6 separate regions of the Mus musculus genome follow, and all the other regions are linked to region 1. A link is a loop called in an ENCODE intact Hi-C map of the cell type or tissue named here. Cell type or tissue: heart. All regions are shown on one strand.

Evidence for each region. A loop is a pair of places that touch in the nucleus more often than their neighbours do. Peaks named below come from ENCODE experiments on the same cell type or tissue, not always from the same donor. Only the 100,000 strongest peaks of a DNase experiment are listed, where the experiment ranks them.
Region 2: a loop joins it to region 1, with 3 times the contacts of the local background. A loop is called at or near these places in 16 of 42 quality-filtered maps.
Region 3: a loop joins it to region 1, with 2.9 times the contacts of the local background. A loop is called at or near these places in 2 of 42 quality-filtered maps.
Region 4: it touches region 1 in a loop (2.4-fold over the local background); 4 of 42 quality-filtered maps call a loop at or near these places.
Region 5: it touches region 1 in a loop (4-fold over the local background); 2 of 42 quality-filtered maps call a loop at or near these places.
Region 6: it touches region 1 in a loop (3-fold over the local background); 8 of 42 quality-filtered maps call a loop at or near these places.

The regions. Positions count from the first base shown.
Region 1 is chr4:121,212,519-121,217,518 of GRCm38, forward strand. It overlaps Rlf (rearranged L-myc fusion sequence), which reads right to left and starts at 2,566. Exons shown (of 8, transcript NM_001346660.1): 1 at 2,317-2,566. The coding sequence starts at 2,553. In heart, a CTCF peak has its summit at 2,037; a DNase peak (open chromatin) is centred at 2,633; H3K4me3 peaks cover 2,672 bases; H3K27ac peaks cover 1,683 bases; H3K27me3 peaks cover 15 bases.
Region 2 is chr4:121,096,010-121,101,009 of GRCm38, forward strand. Zmpste24 (zinc metallopeptidase, STE24) reads right to left here and starts at 2,201. Exons shown (of 10, transcript NM_172700.3): 1 at 1,868-2,201. The coding sequence starts at 1,990. In heart, no CTCF peak of the experiment used is centred here; a DNase peak (open chromatin) is centred at 2,072; H3K4me3 peaks cover 1,810 bases; H3K27ac peaks cover 1,117 bases.
Region 3 is chr4:120,923,316-120,928,315 of GRCm38, forward strand. It overlaps Exo5 (exonuclease 5), which reads right to left and starts at 1,690. Exons shown (of 2, transcript NM_028457.2): 1 at 1,196-1,690. In heart, a CTCF peak has its summit at 2,244 (motif pointing right); a DNase peak (open chromatin) is centred at 1,776; H3K4me3 peaks cover 1,694 bases; H3K27ac peaks cover 1,435 bases.
Region 4 is chr4:121,014,036-121,019,035 of GRCm38, forward strand. It overlaps Smap2 (small ArfGAP 2), which reads right to left and starts at 3,212. Exons shown (of 10, transcript NM_133716.3): 1 at 2,714-3,212. The coding sequence starts at 2,816. In heart, a CTCF peak has its summit at 3,027 (motif pointing left); a DNase peak (open chromatin) is centred at 3,256; H3K4me3 peaks cover 2,738 bases; H3K27ac peaks cover 1,838 bases.
Region 5 is chr4:120,823,799-120,828,798 of GRCm38, forward strand. Nfyc (nuclear transcription factor-Y gamma) reads right to left here and starts at 1,943. Exons shown (of 10, transcript NM_008692.4): 1 at 1,732-1,943. In heart, no CTCF peak of the experiment used is centred here; DNase peaks (open chromatin) are centred at 1,453 and 1,973; H3K4me3 peaks cover 2,296 bases; H3K27ac peaks cover 2,715 bases.
Region 6 is chr4:121,021,742-121,026,741 of GRCm38, forward strand. No RefSeq gene overlaps it. Among named protein-coding and RNA genes, the nearest start is that of Smap2, 7.0 kb to the left of the region's middle. In heart, no CTCF peak of the experiment used is centred here; a DNase peak (open chromatin) is centred at 2,360.

The DNA.
Region 1 (5,000 bases):
TTATAACATTTCTTCTCTTTTCTTTGAGATAAGGTCTTACTGTATAGACCTGGATGGCTTGGAACTTACCACATAGACCAAGCTGGCCTTAAACTCAGAGGCCCACTTGCCCCACCTCTGTCTCAAGAATGCTGAGATTAAAGTATGTCCCACCACACTCAGGCTAGGATGATATTTCTGAATACCTGTTGAGAACAATCTGTAACAGTGACCACTGGAGGAGCACAGTCAGCCCTTTTCTTTAATGCACTACCAGCCACCAATCTTTATGTATTATGTGCTCCCAGCTTTTCATCTTCTGATTCAGTCATACAATAAAAGATTTTGTATTCTGCCTTTCCAATGTGGAACCAATGTCAGGCACCGGTGACACATATCTAATCTCAGTTCTCTAGAGCAGAGGCAGGCGGAGGTTTAAGGTGAGCTTGGTCTAAAGAGTTAGTTCCTGGGCATCCAAGGATACACAGAGGGGGGAAAGAGGGAACCAAGAAAACTATTCAACTAGTCTAATTAATGGTCCAATTTTCCCACACTACTTCTGTACAGTATATTCTGACAATCCGATCTGACTGGCTACAGTCACCCTTTAATGTTTTGCTGGCAGATAATGTAAACTTCAAAGCTCTGTTCAAAATCCACAGTTGTTTTCCTACTTCCACTCTCCCTGCAATTACTTCCCTCCTGTCCCACAGCATTCTGTGTTCCCTCTCATCTCTACCTCTGTCACTCTTGCTCCAGGCCCTCCTAGGATTCAATTATATCCTGTAAGTCTGAGGCTCTACCCTACCCAAAGTGGCTTCTCCCAGTTCTCAACACACATTACATCCATTTTTTTTCTGTCATTCTCACTAGGCTGTCCCATGAAGTCTCCTTACACCCTCTGCGTGACATTTTTTTCTCATCACTACCAAAACTGCACTAATTAATTCTGTCATTTCTTTTTGGGGGGTGGTATGAAATGTCTATTTGAGAGAGGAATATCACACTGTAAGCCTAGCCTGGGAGTCCATTATAATGCCCAAGACGCCCTTCAACTTCCATAAGTCTTCCTGGCACCATTCTAAGGGTTGGAAAAAATCTGTGGAATACATGCCTGCCCTAAATAAGAGTGATCATTATTAGTAGACAATAATGAGAATGCTGACGATTGTGCACACAAGAACTGACATGATCTAATGTATAGAAAATATTAGCAGAGAAAAATTCCAAATAGACGAAGTTCTGGGTCAAAGAGTGGGATACAAATGAACTCAACAGAGACAACTAATTCTGCCCAGGACCAACAAAGCAGATTGCTCACTACTCCAACTACAACTTTCTAACTCCACAATCTTTTCAGCACTCAATTGCTCATTAAGAGTCCACGTACCAACATACCTCGATTATTTTCTATTCTCTAAGGTACTCCAAATGAGGAGCAAAGGGATGGCAGAAACCTGATAGTCTAAGTACCAGATGCAGAAACAATGACGGCAAGCATTTACACTTGGAAGACACTCGAAAACATAGAAAAAAAACTGCAACGTGGTCACGGAGACCAAACTTAAAATCACATCTGTCAGCATGTAGCCCCACAGATTGGGACCCGCACAGAAACGATCAATCACCCGACTGCCAAAGAGGCCATTCTCTATATCTCTCTCCCGACCTCTTCCACTCAGACTAATCTCCATTACAGAGCTACCAGGCTCCATTCCTAGTAGTACAACCAGCAGATGAATACAAAACAGGTCAAAGAATGGCATAAACATATCTTTTCACACCCGCCCACAGTGGCAAAAACAAACAAACAAACAAACACCCCACAAAAACCAATCAACCGGCTCAGTATTCCCTAATCAGAAAGCTCCAGACGCCATCCAAGACCAACCGTCGTATCTTAGGGAAGCCAAAAGATGTGACTTTAAAGATAAGTCTCTGGTCAGAGCCCACCTCTCCTGATTGTTCAGAAAAACAAGGTTTTTCAGTTTGGAGATCAGCACACCACTCAAAAAAAAAAGCATCTCCCTGCAGGAACTGGCAATCGATCCCTCAGGGGGGCAGTGGCGCTCCAACCACCCGGCCAGGACCCAGGCAACAGCGACAGGGCACAGCCCTTGCAGGGAGCTCTCTGGGCTCAGGACCGCCCAGCGCAATCCGCCCGGGCAGTGACTGAAGTCGGGTTACGGCAGAGCTGGGCCTGCCCGGCCCGGGGGCGCGGCGAGATACGGGGGTGGCGTTTTTCCCCGCGAAGCCCCCGGCTGTTGAGGCGGATCCCGAGTCTCTTCTCCCGGCCTCCCCGCCCCTCCACCCTCGGCCATCTAGTCCACCCCTCACCTGGCAGAAGCTCCGGCAGTAGCTCAAAGATGAGACCTCGGACACCTCCTGCTCCCTCAGCTCGGTCTCCAGCTGCCAGAGACACGGTCGTAGGCCCGGCGCTCCCGACGCCGGAGATGCAGGGCGATGACCCCGAGCCATGGACTCAGTCTCGACTTCGGCTCCCGCCACCGCCGGAGCCTCAGCCCCAGCCCCGGCCCCGGCGGCGGCCGTGGCGTCTCCCTTTCCGTCCGCCATCTTCCCACGGCCCAGCAGCGCGTAGGCAACCAAACCACGTGACTCCGCCTGGCCCCGCCCCCAATCGCCCGTGTTAGTGACGCACCCCCCTGGCGACGCTGGCGCCAACTTTATCCGTCACTAGGACGCCGAATGTTGGTCCTCTCAGAAGTCTCCACCGCAACCGCCCTAGCAACAGCCTAGCAACGGCGAGATTCTAGCGGCCCTGGGTTCTACAGGCCCTTCAGAGTCGAGGAGCGCAAAGGGCCTAGAGACAATGGAGATATGAGAGAGATGTCTGCGGAGCAGCGAACCGAAGAGCAAGGGAAAGGCAGCCCAGAAAGAAGCTCGGAGAAAAGCATCCCCGGTTGGAGGAAAATAAAGATTGTTAGGCCGACCTGAAAACAAACTGAAGGGAATTTGGTTTAAAATGGGAATGGCATTACTAGTCGCTGGAAAAAGGATTGGTCAAAATATATGGCGTTGAGACGATTCTACTAAAAAGGGGGGGGGGGGGACTTTTAAAAAGTTGTTTTCAAGACAAGGATTCCCTGTGTAGGACTAGCTGTCCTGTAACTCACATTGCAGATCAGGCTGGCCTCAAACTTAAAAGTTCACCTGCCTCTGCCTCCCAAGTGCTGCGACTGGAGGTGTGCAGAGACAGGCTGGATCTCTGTGGGTTAGAAGCCAGACTGGTATATAGAGCGAGTTCCAGGACAGCCAAGGCAAAGCCACTGTAATCCAGCACTTGAGAGACTGAGACAGGAGGATCATGAGTTCCAGGTATTAGTGGGAGGGGACAAGAAAGAAATGCAAAGAAGAACAGAGAAGAAAAGGGAGAATGGCAAAATGGTGTGGCTGGAGCCCAGTAGATGAAGTGGTGAAAACAAGAAAAAAATATGTATATATGTGTGTGTGTATATGTATATGTGTGTGTGTGTGTGTGTATATACACATACATTATATATATATATATATATGTATATATATATATATACATATATATATATATATATATATAAAATCCAGAACATAAGATGTTTGGTCTAGTATACAAATGAGGGATACCCTCACTTCAACTGGAGGAACTCTATAAACAATGGGTCTAGATGAAGGTAAATGTATAATTTGATAATGGGAGATTTGAGAGTTATGACCTAAATGTTGCTTTCCCCTCCATGAAATATGAGCCATTGTGCTGATTGGTCAGTTGTTTGTGACTTTAATACAAAACCAGAGTCACTTGGGAGGAGGGAACCTCAACTGAGAGGTGCCTCCATCCCACTGATCCCTGTAGGCATGTCCATGACATGTTTTGTTTGTTGACTGACGTGGGATGGCCCAGCCCACTGTGGGTGGTATTACCCCTGGGCAGATGGTACTGGGAGGGATAAGCAAGGGACAGCATCTGAGCATAGAAGCAAATCAGTGAGAAGCGTTTTCCCCACAGTTCCTGCCTCTGCTCCTGCTTGAGTTACTGCTATGGCATCTGTACTGGCTAATTTTGTGTCAACTTGACACAGGCTGGAGCTATCACAGAGAAAGGAGCTTCAGTTGGGGAAATGCTTCCATGAGACCCAGCTGCAAAGCATTTTCTCAATTAGTGATCAAGGGGGGAGGTCCCCTTATGGGTGGTGCCATCTCTGGGCTGGTAGTCTTGGTTCTATAAGAGAACAGGCTGAGTAAGCCAGGGGAAGCAAGCCAGTAAGTAACATCCCTCCATGGCCTCTGCATCTGCATCTGCATCTGCATCTGCATCTGCATCTGCTCCTGCTCCTGCTCCCTGACCTGCTTGAGGTCCAGTCGTGACTTCTTTCAGTGATGAACAGCAATGTGGAAATGTAAGCTGAATAAACCCTTTCCTCCCCAACTGCTTCTTGGTCATGTTTGTGCAGGAATAGATCCCTCAATGATCACCTGGGACTGGGACATGTAAGCCACACAAACCCTTTCTTCTCCAAGTCAATTTTGGATATTGAATGGATCACAGCAATAAAAGGACAATCATCAAGCTTCTTAGGGGGAAAAAGCCTTGTTCAAGTTGTTACAAAGTGAGAAAGGAGAGAATGCATACTAGATAAGATACAGGGAGACTCTAGGGCACTGTTGAATGGTCAAGATGTTTCTTAAAAATTGTCTGTCTGTCTATCTATCTATCTATCTATCTAGTCTATCTTTCTGTTCTTCTGTCCATCCATCCATCCATCCATCCATCCATCCATCTATCCATTTATCTATTATCTATTTTTACCTCCCTGAGACTCAGTGCCCATCTGTTTTGATAATTAACTCTCCCAAGGTACAGTTAGCTTGACCAAGGAGTTTATCAGAACTGACCTCTAGAGGAATTTGTTTTTAAGACAACAGACTTTGGGCCTGGGTATGCTTAAGAGACTTTGTGAGCTACTCAAACATTGGAAACAGAAAGCTCCAGCTCATCTCTGAAATTAGCCCCATTATAGTAGTGG
Region 2 (5,000 bases), 120 kb before region 1:
TTCTGAGTATGAGGTATGTCTTACAATATAGAAAATAATGCATGAAAAAAGAGAAGTATGCTCACAACACACATTAACACATACATTTAATACTTTATTAATGAATCATCATTAAACTTGGTTCTAGAGGTCAACTTAGATAAGAATTAGGGAGTGACAGAAACATCAAATCTTTACAACAAATTTTCTCATTATGTCAAATTCTAAAGAGTAATTTCAGCCCCTGGGACATAACACAAGGAACAGATACCAAAGGTATAATAGACCTTCTATAATAGTTTTATAATAAATACTTTTCCTGTTGTATGTTAACAACAACAGCAACAAAAAGCTGAAGGCATTAAATTATAACCCTACAACAATGCAACAATGCCAAGTGGTCGTGGTGCATGGCTTTAATACTAGAACTCAGGAGGCAGAGGGAGATGGATCTCTGTGAGTTCAAGGCCAGCCTGGTCTACAGAGTGAGCTTCAGGACAGCCAGGGCTAAACAAAGAGAAACTCCGTCTTGGAAAAAAAAAAAGATGCAACTTGATCTATTAATAAACTATGTCAGATAAGTACTCAATATCTCACCCTGCTGTTTTGATACTACACGTTATGTGTTTGCTTCAAGCAAGGGTACTTATGCAATTCTGAACTAATGAAGCTTTGAGTACCTAGCTACAGTAATTTTTAACACGTTGAACATACTAAAGGAAGAGACTGAGGTAGACATAACCCGACACTGACAGATTTTTAAAATTCAAACTTGTGCCGGGCTTGGTGGCACACGCCTTTAATCCCAGCACCCTGGAGGCAGAGGCAGGCGGATTTCTGAGTTCAAGGCCAGCCTGGTCTACAGAGTGAGTTCCAGGACAGCCAGGGCTATACAGAGAAACCCTGTCTCAAAAAACAAAAAACAAAAAAACCAAAAAAAAAAAAAAAATTTCAAACTTGCAATCCGGAGAGTCACGAAGGGCTGGGAAATGTAGTTCAGTGGGAGAGCACTTGCCTGGCAAAGAAACTCACATACAGTGTAAGTTAGAAGAAAACTGCAGACGAAAAGGACTGCAGAGCTCAAGAAATAGGTCCAGCAGTTAAAGGGGAAGGTTCTCAAGGACGACACAGACGAGTGTTGTCCAAACTTAGACACTGCAGAGCAGGCATAGACCTGCATAAGTTTGACGGCAGGGCTGTCCTTTCCTTTTATTAGACACCAACAGGCTTGGGACCCATTATAATGTTGCAGATAACTTGTTTTGTTGTTTCAAAGTCCATCTCACTAAAACGTTCACATTTCGAATTAAACTGTTAATTATGGCTATCTCCATGGAAAACTGTTAGCTTTTCTACTGCACTATTTAACGTTTTAAACAAAAAACCCAAAGAGAAATTTTAATGAAACACACACACATTGTGGCCCCAAACAACATTTGCTCTAATGAGGATTTTCAAACGGCGTGCGAGTCTTTGGAACGGTTGCAAAGTGAGGTTGAGCATGGTAACATCAATATCATGGGAAGTTATTATTCTACAAATTTAGCACCTCCACTTAGAAAGCCTATACCAACGAGGCTTGGTCAAGTCCCGGTCCAAAGATTCTTAAGACGCTGTAAAGCAGGCATAGACATGCTCAAGTTTGGCGGTAGGGCAGTTCTTCCCTTTCATTAGCCGCTTACAGGCTTGGGTCCCATTACAACGTTGCAAACAACTTCTGCCTTTCCAAAAACTCCTCAAAGCGGCAGTCACCATTAGGAAAAGTTAGGAAGCTCACCGGGGGTTACGGTTTGCTACATCCGGGCAAACACTAAGGGGCTTGGGTAGAGGCTCGGGCTGGCCTAAGGCTGTCCAGGGGCTCAGCCGGGGGAGACACGTCAATGCTCACCTGCCGCTGTGCTAGGAAGGTCTCCCAAAGATACACCGTCCAGGAAAAGAGCAACACCGCCCCGAAGATTCGCTTCTCCGCAGGGAAGTCCCACATAGCGTCCACCGATGCCCACATCCCCATCGTCACCCTATCTCACCCGCTCCTTTAGCGTGCACCGGTGCCTCAGCGACACGCGTCCCTCGGAGAGTGCCAGCGGTGTCACAACAATACGGGTCCCTTCCGAGGGCTTCTTCAGACGCCCATTCCCTCAGCTTTGCCAGAAGTGTCACAAAGACACGATTCCCTCCAGCCTTACTCTTCAAGGACCTACTTATTTCTGCTAGAATAAGACGCCCCACCTTCCTCACTTCCGCCTGAAGAATGAGCAGCGGTGCACCTGAAATATCCCTCCGGATTCTGTGTGCAGGGATCCAATTCAAAGGTTCCGGCCTTCTTCCTGGGAACGTCAGTGTGGTCGCCGCCTCTCCTTTGCTTTGGCGGGTTACCAGAGAGGGCAATGGACCCCGGTGCTTAACCGGACCGGATAAGCCGGGTCATAGAAATATTCCCTCTAGAAGTAGCTGGGAAGGATGAGAGAGGCTCTAAAACTTTTCCTTCCTTCTATTTAGTGCCGTTCAAAGGTTAGATGTGCATCTCCAGGATAACTAACCAAACGAGGCATTTGGGGTTGTTTGGCTTGTCTTCGAAAGTTCTGGTTTTGGGAATATTAGAGATGAAAATGACTCTAGTGATTAGGATTTTCATTTACACATTTCATCTCATCCTCCCCAAGTGAAGTCAGAAGAGGCATTTACCTGTGAGTCCTGGGACTGCATTTCTAACCTCAAACAGGCAGGCTTGGTAGCCACTGCCTTTAAGCCTAGCAAGACCTTGTTTCAGACACACACTACCACCACCACCACTACCACCACCACCACACATCACCACACACCATCACAGCTCAGTACCTTTGCCTTGGAATTCAACAATGAAATAGGGTCACTATGGCCCCTGTTACTACTTTGACTTTACTTGAAACGTGAAGCCAGAATTTTTCTGACCACAAAGTAAATGTTATTTAATTAATAGTTTCTATGAACTAATAGCACTTTGTATAAACATTATTTATAGTGAATTGCGAAATCTTTAGCTCCAATTAAAATATGTAGCTCCAATTTAAAATATGGTGAGATTGTGATGCTAAAGATGTTGAGATTAAGGTTTCAAATTTCTCAACCATGACTAAATTTATCTGCATGAGCGTAATCAGTAGAAGTTACTTGACAAAGTGAATTACTTCAATATAGGATCACAGATTCTTTGGCAACCAAAAGTTCTTTTGGGGGATTTTTTGCTTTCAGCAAAATTACTGATTGAACTGTTAGCTGAACTTTGAGTTTTGTTCATGGGCCTGGGAAATATTTTGTACTTGATTGGGTGTAAGGCAAATGGCATGAAAACAGGGATCACAGGCAAGTAGAGACATAGCTCTAACAAGTGCCATTTCCTCAGGTAGAAGGTCTTCAGAGAGGAGGCTTCGTCCCTGTCCTCCTTTTCCATGGCTGGTTGGATGTTTTGTACTGGCACCCATCATGGTGTTGTAGAGTCCTGTGGAAAAACACAAGCATAGCCTAGCCCTTGTGTCAACAAAGGGTGGATGCCACTGTGATGTTAGGGACTCTCTCCATTGTACCAATGGAAGAGTGGTATTCCTAGGTAGGTAAGCCCAATGTTTATAGGTAGGGCTTAATCCCTGATCAAAGGTGAGGAAGTTTAGGTGAAAATGGGCCTCTGCCAGGGCCAGGGGAAGGTCATGTTTGGATTCAGGGGAGGTAAACTGAGTCAGCAAGTCCTTTAGAGTCTGAGTGGACCTTTCTACTATCCTCTGACCTTGAGGGTTATAAGGAATCCTAAAAGTGTGGTTAATCTTCCATGAGGCATCAAACTCATTGAATTGTTGAGATGCATAGGGAGGGTCATTATCTGTCTTCAAAACCCAAGGCACTCCCATAACCAACATAGCAGATTCCATAGCCTTGATGGTGTGGGAAGCTTTTTCTCCCATTGAGGCCACAGCATATACAGTGAAGCAGCAAGTATCTACAGTAACATGTACATATCTAAGATTACAAAAAGAGGGATAGTGAGTCCAGTCCATCTGCCAAATAGCACTGGGGCATAACCCTCTTGGCTTGACACCTCCCCTATTGAGGGGCCCCAATGGTGCAAGTGGGGTGCAGGTGGCACAAGATCTTGCAAGATATTTTTATTGTTTCATGGGTAATCTGGCAAGAGCTTGTGTAAGTTTTGTGGGGACAGGTGAAATTGTTTGTGTAATGCTCTCATCTGTTCCAAGAGCCCCTGGTCAACAATCATTATCTGCCACGCACTCTGGTTGAGTCAGCTTAAGCCGAGAGGCTTGAAAGTCACTCATGAGGCAAAGAGCTTCAAGGAAGCTCTCCTCCTGGAGTCTGGCATTCCCTTTAACCCATACATTAATTTTCCATTCCCAAGTTAGTCTAGTGTATGGATCCACGTGCTCTCTTTATTATAAGTGCCTTTTAAGATTGAATTCTGACATAGCTAAAGCCTTCTGCCAGTGTTCCAACAGTCCTAGAACGTCCTTGAGCTAGACAGTGACATTCAGAATAGCCTCTGGTATTACACTATCAATAAAAGCCAAGTCACTCCCATATACAGGAATTTACAATGGTTTAGGAAGTAGATCCCGCTGTGGTTTTAGAGTATTGCATTATTCATGAGGTGGTTAGCTAGAATGGAACTCCCTAGTTAGAACCATGACTTGGGTGTGAAAGCCCTTGCCCTAAGAGAGTAAAGACCTCACACTTGGCTTCTAAGACTATAGCTGAGTTACAACCATACACACGTATTTACAATGGCCTAAGGGGAAGGTAGACTATACAATAGACTAAAATAGGAACTTTGGCAAGGGCACGAAGCCCTTGACCCTGGCTTCTAAGATTAAGCGAATCTTAGGTGGAGCCCTTGTTGATCCTAGTTGTTATCAATTAATTCTATCCCAGGTGGTTCCCGTTAGACCTTTTGTGTTTGCATTTCTCTGTTTTATGTAAGATTCTGGTTACCTCATTTGTACCTTACGAATACATCACCCAACTTCCTTATTGTCTTC
Region 3 (5,000 bases), 290 kb before region 1:
ACACTTTTATGCTGCTAAATACAGAAGTTCAGAAAGGATGACATAATGAACTTTACCTGCTGCCTGGACTAGCGTTTTTGGATATACCATAGATTAATTGTAAAGCTGCTATATCATCCATCAAAAGCCTCATTTTATGACTTTCTTTTTAGACTTCTGACGTGTGTGTGTGTGTGTGTGTGTGTGTGTGTGTGTGTGTGTGTGTGAGAGAGAGAGAGAGAGAGAGAGAGAGAGAGAGAGAGAGAGAGACAGGTTTTGTGTGTGTAGCTCTGGCTGTCCTAGAACTTATTCTCAAGCTGCTGAGATTAAAGGCTATACCACCACTGCCTGGCAGACTTTTGACTTCTTTTTTTTTTTATTTTTTTTTTTTATTTTTAAAGATTTATTTATTTATTTATTATATATAAGTACACTGTAGCTGTCTTCAGACACACCAGAAGAGGGCATCAGATCTCATTACAGATGGTTGTGAGCCACCATGTGGTTGCTGGGATTTGAACTCCGGACCTCTAAAAGAGCAGTCAGTGCTCTTAACCTCTGAGCCATCTCTCCAGCCCCCTTGACTTCTTAAAGATATAGAAATATCTACTAATATTCATATTAAATATTTTATATATGAATATATGTTTTAAAAGTTTTAAAACAGATAAAGCTGAAAATTATTAGGTGAAAAATTAAATGAGATAGATGTTCAGAAAATACCAGATCGGCATCAAGAGTCTAGGGATCCTGAAGATACAGATTTTGAATCTAATCTTGAAACGTCCAGTAGAATTTGCTGGTATGCTATTTGTTTGTTTGTTTCTTTCTTTCTTTATTTTCTGGTTTTTCGAGACAGGGTTTCTCTGTGTAGCCCTGGCTGTCCTGGAACTCACTCTAGACCAGGCTGGCCTCGAACTCAGAAATCCGCCTGCCTCTGCCTCCTGAGTGCTGGGATTAAAGGCGTGCACCACCACGCCCGGTTCTGCTATTTGTTTCTTGAATAATCTTGGGCACATTTCAAAAATTCTCTGATGAGACTGGCACATCTTTAAAATGTATACTGGTAAGCTAATCCTTCAATGCCCACAGAGCTAAAACAGTACAGATATTAACTAACACACAATAAATGTGGCTTTCCTTCCAAAGGCATTGATGGGTCTACTATGTATCTATTTGCTCTGAAAAGTTCAGGAGAGAGGCAACTCGTACTCACCTGGGCCTTAGTTGATTTCCCTCCTCACAGGGAAGAGCATGTATTAAAACGAGGGGAGATGGGGAGGCACCTTGCTATGATGGAATGTGGACTTCTGTTCTCTTCACCTGACCACTCCTTCACATTATGGTGTTTCCACTTGAGTCACACTGCTAGGGCAGCTGCGTGTCATAAATCCTCCTAACACTGGCCTCTCCAAGGGTAAGGTCTCCAGGCGGTAAGTTCTGCTCTCCAGGTTCCCAGCCGCAGCCTGAGGTCGGAGGCCCTGCCTTGCTGATGGCTTCCGGCTGCCTGCTGCTGCCTTCATCCTCTGCGTCCTGACTCGTTACAGGCCTTCCACGCAGGCAGGCGTGTGCTTTCCACTCAGCCCCCAGCCCCAGTCCCCCTGGTGTGCCCAAGCGCAAAGACTCAATCGCGGGCCCAAAATGCACAGAACAAAAACCCGAATGAGGGGCGTGCCTGAAAGGGGCAGCCCCTTAGCTCTTCACCCCTGTCCCAGAATTCCCGGCGGCGGTTGGAGGCCCGCCCCTTTTCATGTCACACCCCTCCCCACCCACCAGGCCCCTGGTTCTCGCGACACTGGGGCTGAGTGGGCGTCTGCAGTCCGCTGTATTTCCTTATCCACCAGTGCCTAGTGCAGGCTGTTACCGTCTCGTTCTCTTACGCCCGCCCGGTGAGAGGACGGTCATGGTGGTCGTCTCGCTGTCCCCAGTGCAGCTGGCCTCTGACACCCTTGGAGCCCGAATCCGGATCTTAGCACCTGACATCAGCTTTCCCAGCTTAGTGAACAATCATGAACTCAAGCTTCAAAGACGCTGGCAGTTGTCAGTGTCTTATTTTATTTTATTTATTTCTTATCCTTTTTATTGGCCTCCAATTTGGGTTACTCCTGCCTCTGCTTTTTCGGTGCTGGAATTACAAGCCATTGTGCCCTTATGCCCAGATTCTTTTTAAAGATTAAAAAAAATGTTTTGTTTTTTCCTTTATGTGTATGAATGTTTTCCCTGCATGCATGTCTGTGGTTCATATCTTCTTGGTGCCCTCGGGAGCCAGAAGAGGGCCTCAGAGTTACAGAAGGGTTGAGTCACATGGGCACAGAGAAACAAACTAAGGTCCTCTGTAAGAGCAGCTAGTGCTCTTAACCTCTGAGCCTTTGAAAAATACTTCCCAGCATCTATGGTGACCCACACCAAAAATCTCAGCGCTGGGACTCTAGACTTGAGTCTAAAGTCCAGAAGGATAAAGCCTAGCTGTTAGGTTCATTTAGTTAATTCAGTCACCAGTTTAAGGGGTTCACCAGAATCAGGGTTTTATAAAGTGTATTGTATCAGGGGGAGGATGAACAGATTCCAAACAAGGAACTTGCGTAGGAAAAAAAAAAAAAAAAAAAAGAGGAAATTTCCAAATGTGGAGTAAAACCCATGAAATACTATCTTCAATCACAGTGGGAGCAAAGATAAAAGAGAAGCACTTGTGCCCCTCCCTTTGGCAGTATGGAAGCAGTAGAACCCCCCCCCCCACCCCCCCACCCCCCCCCCCCCCCCCGCCACCCACCATTCAGAGGAGAACTTACCTCCCAGGAAGAGACTTCATAGGATCCTTACAGCTTGTCAGACCACTCTGCAGAAGACACAAGCTGAGACAACTGTGGACAGGACTGTTCCTTGATCTGCTTAGTTGTACATCCCTCTTGCTTTGTTTAAACCTAAACCACATGTCAGAACCCCAAAGACAGTCTTGGAAATCATTAGGCCTCTGTGTTTGTTCCTCTTTCCAAAGTGACCTCATCGAATAAATCCCCTTTCTTTCATTAAGGGCATATTGAAGATGAGTGGCTGAGTCTAGTCTCTTAATCCTACTAGAACCTAGTGTTAGGCCCTAAGAGAATCCAGTAATAAGAATGGATATTTGGGGACCATAACATCTTTATGACAAAACCAAAGTATATTTGGGTAGAAATAGTACCAATGGGTCTGCACTTAAGACAATTATTGTCTGAGGGTTTCCATTGCTGTGAAGAGACACCATGACAACTCTTATAAAGGACATTTAATTGAAGCTGGCTTATAGGTTCAGAGTTTCAGTCCATTATCATCATGGTGAGAAATATGGCAGCATCCAGGCAGGCATGGCACTGGAGGAGCTGAGAGTTCTACATCTTGATCTGAAGGCATCTAGGAAAGAGGGTCTAAAAGCCTTACCCCCACAGTGACACCCTTCAACAAGGCCACACCTCCTAATGCCACTCCCTGGGCCAAGCATATTCAAACCACCACAATGATCTTTATCTTCACTTAATCATAAACAACAGAAGGATTTTAAGCAATGTAGTTGGGTGTGTGTTTTAGAATGTCATTGTAGCTACAAATGGATAGAGATGAGTACAGATTTGCTAGAGCAGCGGCTCTCACCTGGAAGGTGAGACAAGGTTAGGAATAATACTGTGATCCTTTAATGCAGCTCTTCATGTTCTGCCGACCCTCAACCACAAGATTATTTCCGTTGCTAATTCATAACTGTAATTTTGCTGCTGTTATGAGTCGTAATGTAAATATCTGATATGGGACCCCTAAAAGGGTTGCTGTTAGGCTAGAATCCCTGCTCTTCCACGGCACAAGCAGGGAAACCTCATCTGCCCTCTTCCCCCAACCCCACCTGTACTGGCTAGTTTTGTGTCAACTTGACACAGCTGGAGTTATCACAGAGAAAGGAGCTTCAGTTGAGGAGATGCCTCCATGAGACTCAACTGTAAGGCATTTTCTCAATTAGTGATCAAGGGGGAAAGACCCCTTGTGGGTGGGACCATCTCTGGGCTGGTAGTCTTGGGTTCTATAAGAGAGCAGGCTGAGTAAGCCAGGGGAGGCAAGCCAGTAAAGAACATCCCTCCATGACCTCTGCATCAGCTCCTGCTCCCTGACCTGCTTGAGTTCCAGTCCTGACTTCCTTTGGTGATGAACAGCAGCATGGAAGTGTAAGCCGAATAAACCCTTTCCTCCCCAACTTGCTTCTTGGTCATGATGTTTGTGCAGGAATAGAAACCCTGACTAAGACAAATTGGTACCAGGAGTGGGGTATTCCTGTGACAACCTGACCATGTTTTGGGAAGGACTGTGGAAGGTCTTTGGAACTTTGGGCTAGAAGATCCATTCGGTGTTAAGAGCTCTGTCAGATGTTTTGTAGGAGCTTGGAAGATAATGTTGAGAACAGTGCAGAAGATGGAGGCCTGGCTTGTGAAATTTCAGAGGGAAAATTAAAGACTCTTTTCAGGACCATTGCTGTTTTGATTGTGAAGATTCTGTAGTTCTGGTTAGCTGGGGCTGAAGAATCAGCTGTGATTAACAAGATACCTGAACTACTAAAGCAAAAACTTTGCATTACTGGGACTATTGATGCTGGTTAGCTGGAGCTAAGAAATTAGCGGTGATTAAGAAGAGACCAGCATCATTGTGGTGGCATCTTCTGAGAAGTGTAATCTTCTGAGAAGTGTAAGCCGAATAAACCCTTTCCTCCCCAACTTGCTTCTTGGTCATGACGTTTGTGCAGGAATAGAAACCCTGACTAAGACACCACCCATCTGCTTGGAGAAAACCCTGGGCTGACATCACTCCTCATTTCCGTTTCTGGCAGCCCATCCAAAAGTGCCCACCCAAGGTGACCATGTATGGGCACCATCTCAGCTCCTAGCTGGCCTGTCATCATTCCTTGACCAAACTCTATAAAACCTCCTTGCTTTAGCTTGGGTGTGTGACTTCACTGACCTCCACCTCTGAGACTGATGAACCCACCTGAGAGCTGCCTCCTAATA
Region 4 (5,000 bases), 200 kb before region 1:
TCTGTGGATCAGAGTTCATAGTGTTCTTTAAAAGGCCTGAGTTCAGTTCCCAGCACCCACCTCAGATGAATCCTAATCACCTGTGAGTCCAGTTCCAAGGGATCAACACCCTCTCCTGGCATCCATGGACACTGCACTCACATATACATATGATTTAAAATAAAAATAAAACGTTTAGGAAACATAATTTTTCCTGAAAATAAATAAATAGAAACATCAGGTGACAAGATGGCTCGGTGGGTAAGGAAAGATGCTTGCCAGCAGGCCTGACCATTTGAGTTCATTCCCCACATGGTGGAAGTTGTTCTCTGACACACACACACACACACATACACACACACACAAATAAATAAATTAAAACATAATATTAAATTTTAAAAAAGAGAATTCATTGCCAAAGAGCTATTTTGGAACATTACAAAAGTATCCACTTAGAGGTCTGTAGTCCAGGCAACATCAATACACTAAATACTAATAGATGAACTCTCCAGACCTTGTCTGGTGAGCTCTCAATTTTCTGAAAAGGACAAGAGGAAAACAGAAAAGTAAACTCAAACTCAAATCTTATTTCAGTGAACAGTCTTCTAACTCTTCCACCAACTGCTGGTCCTTTTTATCAGGGCTGAGCAGGTCATGATCTACTAATGCAAATATCTCTCTTTCCTACCCTCTGAGAACTGCCTACGAGTTCATCACAAAACCTGAAAGTGGAAAAGAGGAAGAGAATGAAGGAGGGGTTAACCGGCAGACAGGGCTGAACATTCGGCAGCTAGATAAACAGGCCTCTGCAAAAGCCTGTTTGACAGAACTGAAAGATAATGGACACGTGGGCATCTCTTTTTTTAATAGTGGCAAACGCGTTGAAGAGAATTTCTAACTTCAGAACATTCAGGATCCAAGGTTTTAGTATCAGTGGCAGACAGCTACTAGGCTTTGTTGTTGGTGTCGTCTGTTTTTACATCTTAATTATTAACTTTGTGGAGATTGTACATGTATGTACTAGAGTCCACGTGGAGGTCAGGAGACAATTTATGGGAGCTGGTTCTCTCCTCTTACCCTGTGAGTCCTGGGGATCAAACTCAGGTTGTCAGTCTTAGTGGCAAGCACCTTTATTCACTGAGCCCTATCGCAGGCCCCAGTTACTAGTTCTCATCAGGAATTAACGAAGTTCTATGTCTGATTATATCTAGTAAGGCTATTAATAAAGGGCAATGGGAGATTTGGAGGAAGACCTGGTAAATTAACGTGTCTCTTCCCCATGGTATATGTTATTGGGATGAGTAAGCATACAAACAACATGAGTACAGGGGAGGGGGCGGTTCTAAAAATCATCAACAATGGTTTCTGCTCAGTGGATGCCTCGCTGCGACTTAAAATTGTCAATGAGGACATCAGAGGATTTGAGTAGACCAAAGGTGCTCCTACACTGTAAACCAAACCTTCCAGTAGATCTAACAAGAATCAAGCTACAAGAAATTTCGACTCCTCAACATAAATTGAACTCCTGTTAACGCAAAAATTCTCGAGAGAAGTCTGGGGACCTGCTTTGCTGACAGTTCACTGCATTTGCCTACTGATAGAGGTCACTAAAATTTATTACTAGGAGTCTAAATCAATGCATCATCATTCTTGCGCCCTCCTTACATAACCTTACTCTAAAATAAACCATAATCACATGAAGTATGGGCTAAGTATCTATTGCTTTTCTCAACATTAATACACACACACATCTGAATGCTTTATACTACTTTATACCCATATGCTACATGGCAAATTCAGGAAATGAACTAAAGTAAATACCCCCTCCCAATTATAGCTGCTCCTACCTACAAAGCTGTACAGAATTCACTAGTAAATTTTCTACCATATTGACCTTTAATTGTAACACAGCATGAACCTTTACAGACACAGAAAACAAAGGCTAAGTGGTTGTGGCCAATTTCTATTTCCTCTCTAAAGGTGTAATCACCAGGGAAATAACGAATTGGGGGAATTCCTTGCTTCCTTTTCTCCCTGCTTGAACGGGTCCTGCACTACAGTCCAGGTCTGCTAGTTTCGCTCACCACACACGCATGAGGCCTCCACAACCCAGGCTAGACTACCTAGAAATCCGCACTGTGTCACTGCATAAGGTAGCTGTTTCTCAGTGCACACGACCTGGGTGAAGAAAGCCACCTAAGCACTCGGTCTGAGCTCAACAAGGTGGTAAAATGACAGGAGCTGCTAACGACATAGCAGACAGCAAGGAATGCCACCTTTAAATATCATTTCGACAGTTTTTCTCTTAGTCATCTCACCTTCCTCCTCGTCACCCCCACCGCCACCCCCACCACACTGCAGCTCACCCACAGCTTTGCCAAGTAAAAGGCTGCCAGCTCTGCATGACAGCGAGCCCAGAAGCCATTCAGAGTCTGCAACATAGACAGTCTCACCTGAACACACCGGGCAACCCCACCCCCCACTATATCATCCCCACTTCGCTGACACACACACACACACACACACACACACACACACACACACTCGCCCACACCAAACCCCAAGTCCCAAGCCCGAGGAAACCCAGCAAGCTCATGAGCGAGGGTGGCTCGCGTGGTCATACGAAGAGGACTCGCCCTGAGCTCCAGAACCCCCTCCCCACTCAGGCCATCGCAGCTCATCGCCACGCCGCCGCCCCGCAGCTGGCCCCCCGCCGGCGCCCCGGATGCGTTACCTTTGGACTGGCAGTCAGCACAGAACTTGTTATCTTCCTCCAGCAGCAGGTTGGCCAGGACCGCCTGGTACCGATCCACGTCCTTCACCGACTTGCCTGTCATGGCCAGGGTGCCGGCGGGGGCAGAGGGCGACGCGCCCCCTGCACCCCCCAAGAACCCCTGCCTCTGTCCGGGGCTGAGGCCTTGGGGTCCCCGCCCAGGCGGTCCTCTCGCCCGGCCCGGAGCAGCCCCGGGGTCAGAGCCGTCAGCGCCCCCGCCCCGCAGCCCCTCAGCCCCTCAGCGCGGCGCCCCCTGGCGGGCTTCGGGCAAGGCAGGGACTCGCGGAGGCTGCGGGACCCCAGAAGTGGCCTAGGTGGAGCGAGCTCCCGGCTTCAGGCGTGCGGGACGCACACTTGACCCCGAGTGTTGAGGGTCTGCCCGCTGTGCTTCCCGCCTCGGTTTCCCTGGCAGCTGCGACCAGCTCAGCCGCCACCTCCACCGCCTACTTCCGGCAGCTCTTCCTCTCCTCCTCCACCCAGCCCAACCCGCGCATGCGCCCCGCCCACCGCGCTGCACTGGGCTCTCCCCTTGGCTCCGCCTCCTAGGAACCAATCCGGGAAGAGCCGGGGGCGGGGCTTAGGTGGAAGCGGCGGGAGGGAGGACACGCCCCCTGCGTGCCCTTGGAAAAGAATGAATGAAGCCGGGTGGAGAGGGAGGAGAGTGAAGAGAATAAAGTGAAGGGAACGACCAACATTTACAGAGCTCATACTGTGTGCCATGTACTGCTCTAAGCGCTTTCTATCAATTATCACAGTATGCTCTTCACAGCAACCTTTATAAGATGTGTGTTTATTATCCTTATATAATACAAGGGTTGTGGCTATCCCAGACTCCTTTAGGTTAGTCTTTCCTTCAAGAGACAAAAGGACTCACCCTCTGACCCGAGTTAAAGAGACATTACACCCTCCCTCGTGATCACTTCTAACTTGGAATGCCTCCTGCCGCTGATATACATTAGTCTTCTCTGTGACTACTGCCCTTTTTGAGCATCGCTCTGACTAGTGTCTAGGCAGAACTTTTCTTTCCTTTAAAAAAAATTTTTTTTTGAACAGGTTCTTCCTAAGTAGCCCTTGGTGGCCTGGAACTTTATATTGTAGATTAGGATAGCCTCGAACTAACAGAGAACTGCCTCCAAAGTGCTGGGATTAAAGGTATGTGCCACCATACCTAGCCTCCTTTACTTGCGTGTGTGTGCATGCGTGCGTGTGTGAGTGCGTACGTGTGCGTGTGCGTGTGCGTGCGTGCGTGCGTGCGTGCGTGCGTGCGTGTGTGTGTGTGTGTGTGTGTGTGTGTGTGTGTGTGTAGGTGTCCAAGGAGGCCAGAAGAGGGCATTGCAGTACCTGAAGCTGGAGTTTCAGCTGATGGATGAGGGTGTGTGATGTGGGTGTTGGGGAAGGAACCAGGGTCCTATGAGAGATTACCAAACTCTCTCACCTGCTGAGCCATCTCTCAGGTTGTTTGGGGGAGAGCCAGTTATAGGGTAACATGGAATAAGCAGCTACTTAAAAATGGTTATTAGGTATTATTTTCCAAAGCCTCTCTTGTTACAAATAGTGTCTTGAACCCACGGCCATCTTCCTGTGTATGCATTCCGTCCCTTCACTCATCAAATTCTTAAAAGAGACTGAGAAAAAACAGGATGTGCTAAAGGGGAAGAGAACGCTACTTCCTGATATTTGCTCTTAAGGGATTCTTCTGAAGGCTAGAGTAATAGACCAGGGAGGCCAGCAAGACAAAGTGTTTATTTGCCTCTAAGACAGCAGTCTTGTTCATCTCTACTTTCTCCCAAGACCAGGCTCCCCTCAAAATGTTTATATTATATATTTATTTATTATATATTGTAATATATAATATTTATATATTATAAAGGGAAATTAAAATATTTGTTACATTATTAATCAGAATAATTTATTCCTGTTCCAAACCTTTTCATTCCAGTGAAGTCTCAAAGAACTTACTTTCATAAACGTCCAAGTTCATATAGTATTTTCCTAAGACAGGTCCATCAGATTTGATATTCTCTTAGTCGTTTTTAAATTTTTATTTGATTTTATTGAGACAGGGCCTCCCTATATAGCCCTGGGTGGCCTGAATTCACTCTGTAGTCCAGGTTGGCCTTGACCTCACAAAGTTCTGCTTGCCTCTGCCTCCTGAGTGCTAGGATTAGAGGCATTGCAATATGTTGGCCTTAAGATTTAGTTTTAATTTTTAACTATGTGTATGTGTGTCTATATGTGGGTCTGCACA
Region 5 (5,000 bases), 390 kb before region 1:
CAGAATACTATGGCTCACACACTCACATGTACATAATAAATTAAAATGTAATAAAAATTTCAAAATAAAAAAGAATTAAGAGCTCCAAGATCCCAGAGTGGTGGGACTCTCTGGGAAATCTCATCAGTTAGGATGTGGATCTAGAAGAATCTGGAGTGAAAGGTCATTACCAGCTACATACAGAGCAAGCAAGAGTAGCCTGGACTACAGGAGAACTTGCCTCAAAAGAAAAAAGGTAAAGAAAGAGTAAAGAGGGAAGAGGAAGACAGAGAAGAGGAGGAGAAGGAAGGATATGAAGTGGGAACTCTAAAAGCAGTGTAAGGATGGAGAATCCCATCTGTGTCTGGATCTGGGCTGTCACTTACTAGCTGTGAACTTAACCAAATTCCTCGTGGTTTTGTCTTCCTTTTAGAGTCTCACATCTTACAGGCTGACCTCAAATTCCTGGGCTCAAGCAACCCTCTCACCCTAATCTGCACGGCTGCTCCCACAACAAGGACAGTACACCTGACTCCAGCAACTTACAAACTCTTGCTTGTTCCCTCACAGAATGAGGATGGCACTGCCAATATCTGTGTGACTGTAAAATATACTCATACACCCAGGTAAGCACGCGAAACAAGGTCTATTACTCCTGAGTTTGTCTCACCTGCCCTCTGAACTGAAAGTTAAGAGAGATCAATTTTAAGGGGGAAGTGGGGTAACTCAGTTGGTAGAATGTTTGTCTAGCAAGCACAAAGCTCTGATCCTATATTCTTCTTAGACCAGTGAAAATTTCATATATAACATCTCAAAACTAGCATGATCCCAAATCCTGTAACCCCCAACTTCCCAATTATGCAAATACATTCTACAGCTGACTTTCTGATTCTACTTAATGTAATGTTAAAATGGCATTCAGCCTCTAAAAGTTGATACACCTGTCCAGTGGGATCCGGCTGTTTACCTGTTTCCCACTCTCCATTTCAGAACCCAGAATGGAGTCTGGAGTTCTACACTAATCCTCCGGGTTTCAAAACCCAAATTCTTACAGCAGGCTCCCTAATCCGATTCTGTCCTTCTGGTCCTCACTCCCACTACTTCCATACCATGCACTCAGACTTCTACTCAGGGTCATTCCCAAGCTGGATCAATTTCCAAGTCTAGCACCCCTAGGTCTCGAAGACACTTCTGTTCCGTGTTTACAAAGCAGGGGCTTGCACACCCCATCTTGTAGTTGACCGTGCCTCTGGTATTAGTAGTGACCCCTCCCCGTTGCAGGCCACACGCCAGGCTACCACTCTCTTTCTCCTCTGGGCCTCCGGCTCCGTCCCGGAGACTCCCCGCCACGCTGGCATTAGAGGGACCGTCGCCCTGCCGCCAGAGCCTGAGCAGCTAGCATCCCGACAGCCGCCAATTCCTTCATCACCCCCCAGGCCGGAGCCGGCGTGACCAATAAGGTGCCAGGTCCGCGGCCTCCCCGCCGCCGACCAATCACGAGCGAGCCCCCCCGCCGTCGCCTTCCGCCAATGGGAGAAAGCCCGCGGGCCCAGGCGCACGGACCCCGCGAGCGCAGCCGCGACGACAGCGGCGGGCCCGGCGAACACATAACATGGCGGCGGCAGAGCCGACCGAAGTGCAGCGGCGGCCGCAGAGGGAAGGGAGCTCTCCGCCATTGGCGGGAAGCACCGCCCTCACTGCCGGCCGCCCCCTCTCTCTCTCCCCTCCTCACCCAAGCTTTCATACACTCACAGGCCTCTACTCCGGCGTCCAGCGAAGAAAGCAGCCGCCCCCGCGCTGCTGCGCCGTCGGGCAATGCAGAGGCCCGGGCGCGGCGGAGGGGAGGGGGAAGCGTGCGTCACGAAAAACCGGAGCGCGTGCGGAGCGGGGGCGCAAACAAGATGGCGGCCGCGCCGTTTGTACCGTCTCCCCTGCCCCTCCCCCCACTCCGCGCCTCGACTCCCAGCAACGCGTAGTGCGCAGCGGCTGAGGTGCCTGAAGTCTCGCGAGAATTGTCTTGCCTGGCCAAGCGGGATAGTGAGAGCGGAGACTTTTGGGGCCCCGCCCCTTCCCAGGGGCGCGGGAGGCGTTTCTCGGTGACCTCCGAGGACGTTCTATATCCTTGAAGCTCTCAGCTAGGATGCGCTCGCTTCTGGGTTTTAGGAAATAGTTTTCCGTGTTTTGTTCTTCAAGGAAATGAATGGTAGGGAGAGAAGAACTTCGCGGGCATGGAAAATTTAAAAAGCCGCCTGGGGCTCAGCAAACCGGACGACCTGAATTCGATTCTTGGAACCCAGGATGGACCAGAAGAACAGAGTCCTGAAAGCTGAACTCTGATCATTAATGTGCGACGCGCGCGCGCACACACACACACACACACACACACACACACACACACACACACACACCAGTAAGTGAAGAAATAAAATTTCCAAACAACCAAAAAGGTGACATTTTAAAACGTTAAAATTGGCATAAAAAGGGCTGGAGAGATGGCTCAGTGGTTAAGAGCACTGACTGCTCTTCTGAAGGTCCTGAGTTCAAATCCCAGCAACCACATGGTGGCTTACAACCATCCGTAATGACATCTGATGCCCTCTGGTGTGTCAGAAGACAGCTACAGTGTACTTACATAAAATAATAAATATTTTTTTTAAAAATTGGCATAAAAAATTAAAGAGTTGGGAGGTGGCTCAGTAAAGTGCTTCCTACAAGCATTAAGACCTGCATTAGCCCCCCCAACACTCCATAAGCCACTAGCACAGTAGTCTCCCATACCTGAAAGGCTTGAAAAGAAACCTGCCAGCCTAGCTAAATAAGCAAGCTCCTGGTTCAGTGGGAGGCCCAGTCTATACAAATAGGTTGGGGCCAGCGCGGTAGAACTGAAATTCCAGCACCTGGGAAGACGGAAGCAAGAGGGTCTGTGAGTTCAACGCCAGCCTTGTCGAGTTCCAGGACTTCCAGAATTACGCAGGGAAATCCTGTGTCAAAAAATAGGGTGAAGTTTCCACTGAAGACATCTAGATGTTGCCTTCTATGGGCGAATGCATTCCATGCAAATACATTAACACAATATGTATGGCTTGGTGTGGTAATACATGCCTCTAATCTTGGCACTTTAGGCTGAATATGGAAGCCAACCATTTTGGGGAGGTGGGGGTGGGGATGGGGAAGTGTAGTATTTCACAAGGCCTGTCTATAACTGGTTGTCCGGTGCTCATTATGTAGTCCACACTGACCTTAAACTCAGCTAAATCTTCCTTACTTAGCCTCGGGGTCCTGGGATTACAGACATAAACTACCATGCCCAGCACACACACACACACACACACACACACACACACACACACACGAAAAGAAAAGAAAAAAGAAAAGAAAAGAAAAGAAAAGAAAAGAAAAGAAAAGAAAAGAGAAAAGACAGGAGGCAGAGGCAAGCGGATTTCTGAGTTCGAGGCCAGCCTGGTCTACAAAGTGATTTCCAGGACAGCCAGGGCTACACAGAGAAACCGAAACTCTGTCTCGAAAAGCCCAAAAAAAAAAAAAAAAAAAAAAAGAATTTTGTTTTTACTGGATACCCCAAATAAGAAATTGTATTTTGACTGAGATGTGGGTGTAGATGAGGGTGAAGTGAATAATTAAAATGCCTATGGCCCTGGGAAAGACCTCCTGCTCCAGAAAGAAAGAGAGGCAGGCCTGAGGATGCAGTTCAGTTGGTAGTGAGTTTGCCTGGTATGGAAGCCCTGGTTCAGTCTCCACCATGGCATAAAACCTGGTGTGGTGGAACATGCAGTTAATCCCAAGACTCAGGAGATGACTAGAAAGATTAGAAATTCAAAATAGCTGGGTGGCAGTGGTGGTACGTCTTTATTCCCAGCACTCAGTGACAGAGGCAGGTAGATTTCTGAGTTCAAGGCCAGCCTGGTCTACAGAGTGAGTTCCAGAAGAGTCGGAATCTCTGCATAGTGAATTTCAGGACAGGGCAGAGAGAAACTCTTGTCTCAGGGTGAGGAAAAGTTCAAAAGCAAATTAACTAAATGGTTTAGCCAGTAAAGACACTTGCCTCCAAACCAGATAACTTGAAATCAGTGACTGAGACTCAAGGGGTATCAAGATAATCCTCTGCTAACTAACAGTTAAGGGGCGGGAAGGAAACTTAGGTAAACAAAGAAAAACTTGAGAAGTCTACAAATATTTGTTTGAAAATTATGTTTTTTGAAAAATGAAAAATTGGGGACTTGGAGAGATGGCTCAGTGGTTAAGAGCACTGACTGCTCTTCTAGAGGACCTGAGTTCAATTCCCAGCAACCACATGGTGGCTCACAACCATCTGTAATGAGATCTAATGCCCTCTTCTGGTGTGTCTGAAGACAGCAACAGTGTACTAATATACATAAATAAATAATTTTTTTTTTTTTTTGGTTTTTCAAGACAGGGTTTCTCTGTGTAGCCCTGGCTGTCCTGGAACTCACTCTGTAGACCAGGCTGGCCTCGAACTCAGAAATCCGCCTGCCTCTGCCTCCCAAGTGCTGGGACTAAAGGCGTGCGCCACCACGCCTGGCTAAATCTTTTTTTTTTTTTTTTAAATCTGTGTTCTGCTACACAGAAACTTAAAAAAATGTAAAAATTGCATAGAAACAGCCCAAATTACTAGAGATTATACTGTAATTAAGTATGGACAGTTTACAGGGGCTGTACCCTGCTTCCCTTCAGAGCCTAGAAATTAGGTTGCTCTTAGAATTGAAGTAAATGCAAGTCTACATAGTAGAGAAAATATCTACTTAAGAACTACCTACTTAAGAAATAATGTGCCGGGTGTGGTGGCGCACACCTTTAATCCCAGCACTCAGGAGGCAGAGGCAGGCAGATTTCTGAGTTCGAGGCTAGCCTGGTCTACAGAGTGAGTTCCAGGACAGCCAGGGCTATACAGAGAAACCCTGTCTCGAAAAACCAAAAAAAAAAAAAAAAAAAAAAAAAAAAAAAGGGACTGATCACGTAGTTCTACAACAGAACATGTATTCACT
Region 6 (5,000 bases), 190 kb before region 1:
TCCTTCCCTTCCCTTCCCTTCTTTTCTTTTCTTTTCTTTTCTTTTCTTTTCTTTCCTTTTCTTTTCTTTTCTTTTCTTTTCTCTCTGTTCTTGCTTTCAAAATTGTAGCTCCCCCTGTTGCTATGTTCTAATGCCCCCCACACTCTATCTGCCCTTCATCCCTCCCTGGGCCCCAGAGTCACTCCAGTGGAGAGCATCAGACAGATCCCTGGAAGGCAAGGTTCTGGTTGTGCTCAGCCATTAGTCAACAATGGGCACAGGCAGGAAAACAAAGCAATGCTGAGTTACTTGGTTTCTCTGCTTGTTTTTCCTGCTGCCAGAGGCATTTCCTTCCTGTGCTGACAACAGCATTCCTTCAAGGACCTTTTCACACCACTACAGGAGATCTTCCAGAACCCTCCCTGTTGCCCCAGAGTTTGAGGGTCACAGCTTTCTGCTGATGCTGGCCTCAAGATAACAGCACAGCAGGGCTCTTCTTAGAACTCTCTTCAGCTGCCTCTTTCACATTGGCCATGGGCTTGATTGGCTCCTGCCCAAACCACCTCCTGGGCCTACACTATCCAAAAAAAAAAAAAAAAAAAAAAACCAAACAAACAAACAAAAAAAAAAACAGTCAATGCAGAGAGATACACCAACTATGGAAAACGGAGATAACGTCTCTTCCCAGTTACATAATGGTCGAGCCCAAGGTGAAGGTCATGAAGAATGGACCAGAGATAAACAAAGATGGGGGGCAAATCAGGGTAATTTAACATGCTGTTCAGTCAAACCCCTCAATTACAAAAGCAAGCTCCTTAAGAGTTGAAAATAGTTACTTCAAAGGAGGGGGGTGGAGTGGAGGGGGTCAAGTACATAGAGGTGGGGGTGGGTGGACAGTGCTGGCTGGCTGACGTTATAAACCCTGTACATTGAGTCTTGAGGTTTAAGGTTTTTTCTTTAAAAAATTTATGTGTGGGAGTGCTTTGCCTGCCTGTATGTGTGTGTGTCATTTGTATACCTGATGCCCTTAGAAGCCAGAAAAGAACATTGGGTCCCTTGGAACTGGAGTTATAGGTGGTTGTGAGCCACCATGTGTGTGCTGGGAATTGTAGCACAGTCCTCGCCAGTGCTCTTAAGTGCTCAGGCATCTCTCCAGTCCCCTTGAATTGTTTTTAAAATGATTTTTAAATGAGGTCAAAGGACAATTTGAGAGTCAGCTCTTTCCTTCCCCCATTAGGTTGGGTCCCAGGGATTGAACTCAAGTGGCCAGGCTTAGAAGGCAGGCGCTTCTACTCACTGAGGCTTCTCACCGGTCCTCTTGAGTGATTTATTTCATTTTGGGCTTGGGTTTTATTTGTTGTTTGCTTTGAAACACAGGGTCGCAAGTAGCCCAGGCTGGCCTTGAATTTACTAGCTTCCCAAGTATGACCTCCAACTCCTGCTCCTTGTCTCCCGAATACTAGGACTACAAATGTGAGCCACCAAAGCTGGCTTATTACGCAGTGCTGGACACCAAACCCAGTGCGTTGTCCATACCAGGAAAAACTATACCAGTTGAGCTACATTCCCAGCTCCAAGTTCAGAAACCTGTTAAATGGAAGTGATAATCAATCCAACTGGGCTTAAACAAATAATAGTTTATTCTCACTGAACAGGAAATTCAGAAGCAGGGCAGTGGTTCACACTGACACAGCTCCCTGACAAGGCCATCAGCATCAGGGTGGTGTCATCCTACTCTGCCTTGCTCAAGTTCAGAGATCCTTAGCCACCAGATGAGCAGCATCAGCATCACCTGGGAACGTGTCAGCAGTGGGAGTTCTCTCTCCAGATCCAGAGAGAGACAGAGACAGAGACCATAAACAAACGAAAGCTCAACTGGGCCAGCCCCATGGCTCAACAGGTAGGGCACTTGCTGCCAAATGTGATGAGCCAAGTTTGATCCTCAGGAACCACGTGGTGGAAGGGGAGGATTGACTCCTGAAAGTTGTCGTCTGACCTCCACGTGCACATTGTGGCACCCATGTGTCCCCTACGCACACTGCAAACATACACACAGATAGATAGATAGATAGATAGATAGATAGATAGATAGATAGATAGAGAGATAGAGAGATAGAGAGATAGAGAGATCGATAGATGGGTAATGTTTAAGAAAAGGGAAGTTTCTTCACCTGACTCTGTTCACCAGTGACGATGATTGGCTGTTACACACCCAACCTCGAGCCCTTTCTTTAGCTGCCATATTCCTGAAATACTCAGCTGAGTGGGGCCCAATAGACCTGCAAAGAATGTCTTTAGGCCAGAAGTCAAGTTGGCAACTTCCCTTGACTCCCTGGTTGGGCAACTTGCCCAAACAAATTTCACAACTGGTTTCAGAACAGGAAGTGGCCCAGATTTGCAAATCACCATGCACACCTACTGCACAGTCCTGTTGTGGCTTTGTTTCTTCCTAGGAAACAGATGTGTCATCCATTGGCAGCAGCACTGTTCTTTGGTTCTTGAAGTTTGAGAGAATGCAGCTTCCCAGGCCTCTTCTGACCTGGCTGTAGGCTCACGCTGTTCTGGAGTAGGGCCCGCAGGTTAACACACTGACCTCTGTTAAAGGAGGTTAGCCTTATTCATCTCCAAAAAGCTACGGTGTGTCCAATTGATTTCTGTGATTCAAGTGTTGACTCATAGGCTGGCGATCCTGGTAACCCCTCCTGAAGGCCTTCACTAGAAAACATGTGGCTTCCTGTTTGTTTGTTTGTTTTTGACAAAGTGTCTAACCCAGGACGGTCTCAAATACTCATATAGCAGGGGGTGACCTTGAACTTCAGATCCTCCAGTCTCTACCATCTCCTGAGTGCTGAGATTACAGGTGTGTAGCACCAACCACATCTTGGTCAAGTAATGTACTTGAAAGTTCACATTCGGAGCAGTGATAGCTCAGCAGGTAAAGGTGCTGGACACCAGGCCTGACAAACTAAATTCAGTCCCTTAGAACTCACATGATGGAGTTCCTATGACCTTCACACACACACACACACACACACACACACACACACACACACTATATTAAGGATGTAAAATATCTTGCATCTGCTTTATGATACACAGTAGTAATTCTGCTTTACCAAAGCTGAGCATGGTAGTGCAAGCTTGTAGTCCCAGGTATGTTGGAGGCTGAGGCAGGAAGATTGCCTGAGCCCAGGAGCTGGAGACCAGCCTGGGCAACATAGCAAGACCACAGCTCAAAAAGCAAACCAACAAGCCTAGGAGCTGATGGCTGGGACTGAATTTAAATGAAGGCCTGGCCATCAGGAGAATGCCTTAGAGAGAAAGCTGAGGCGACAGGCCAGGGATCTGTTGTTAGTACGATCAAAAGGTCAGAACATTCTCTGAGAGAAAACGCTTTTGAAATTGATCATGTGGCACACCTATCCCTTCAATTCCCTCAATGGAAGCCAAAAATAAAAATGGGTTGTCCACTCTTGAGCCCTGTGTTGGCTTGAGCCTATTTTCAGTCTGTAACAGGTACCCAAATGTTTTTACTCTCACAATTATTTAATTGTATTTTACATGCATTGGTGTGAGAGTGTCAGATCCCCTGAAACTGGAGTTATGGATGTGAGCTGACATGTGGGTGCCGGGCATTGAACCCAGACCCAGTGCTCTTAACCATTGAACCATTTCTCCAGCCCTAAAAACAAAATTTTAAAAGATCTTCCTGTAGAAGAGTGTCAGAGAGATGTAAGGTGAAGAAGGGCACCTTGAATGAAGGAATGTAGGAATCTTCTAGAAACTTAGAAAGGGTGAGAAATGGATTTATCCCTAACATCTTGAGAAAGAATCATAAGCTGCAGACAGATAAAATGGACACCGAGAGTCTAAGGAGCAGGTTGCACTGCTGTGGCTCGGTTAATACACTGCTATCCTAGCATGCACGAAGCCCTGGGTTTGTGTGGTGATTCCATAGGAACAGGAGGAAGCAGGAGGACCAGCTGACCAAACGTCCCACAGAGTGACCAACCTGAGATTCTATTCCAGGGGGAGGGGAAACATGCAATAATATAAGCTAAAGAGGATGATATAGTAGGGATGGAGAGGAGAGGGTGGCTCAGAAGATATGTGTATGTATTTGCCTGAACCAATAGGGCAAAGGGTGGAGCCACCAGCTGTGTAGGTCACACAGGAGGAAGAGTGGGTTTGTGGGCAAGAAGATAATTTCATTCTGCACATGGGGAGTTGGTGATGTGTGTGGAACATTCCAAAGACAGTTGCATAAGTAGGTCTGGGGCTCTGCGGAAAACAACCAGTAATTAAAGTCAATGGGGTGGATAAGATGGCCCAGGGAGAGGGGCTGAGGGTATAGCTCAGTGGGTAGGGTACTTATCTAGCATGCTCAGAGCCCTGGGTAATCCCTGGGTTCTGTAGCCAGCACTTTATAAAACAGGCTTGTGGTGCATGTCTGTAATCCCAAAACCCAGGAGGCAAAAGCAGGAGGATCAGAAGTTCAAGGTCACCCTCAACTACATAGTCAGTTTGAGACCAGCCTAGGATACATGAGACCTGTCACAAACAAAACAAACAAGCAAACAGCCAATATATAAGGCCACTGGGGTAAAAGTACCTGCTATGCAAGTCTGGTGACCTGAGTTTCTACATAAAAGTGGAAGGAAAGAACTGACTCTATATTCTCTCTCTCTCTCTCTCTCTCTCTCTCTCTCTCTCTCTCTCTCTCTCTCATACACACACACACACACACACACACACACACACACACACACACACACACACACACAAAATGATTTAAAAAAAATGACCAAAACAAAACAACCAATACATACATGGTTCTGGAAGAACATGGCAAGTGAGAAGAGGAAGGCAGGGCAGGCCTTTGAGCAAGAGCCAAGCCAGCGTGCGCAAAGGAGAAACTCCAAGGAGAAACAACTAGAGAGACAGGAAACCAGAGAACAGAGGGAGGACAACCGCCCTGCAGGTGGTCGGCACTGGCTCAGGACCAGGGAAGAATTCCGTGG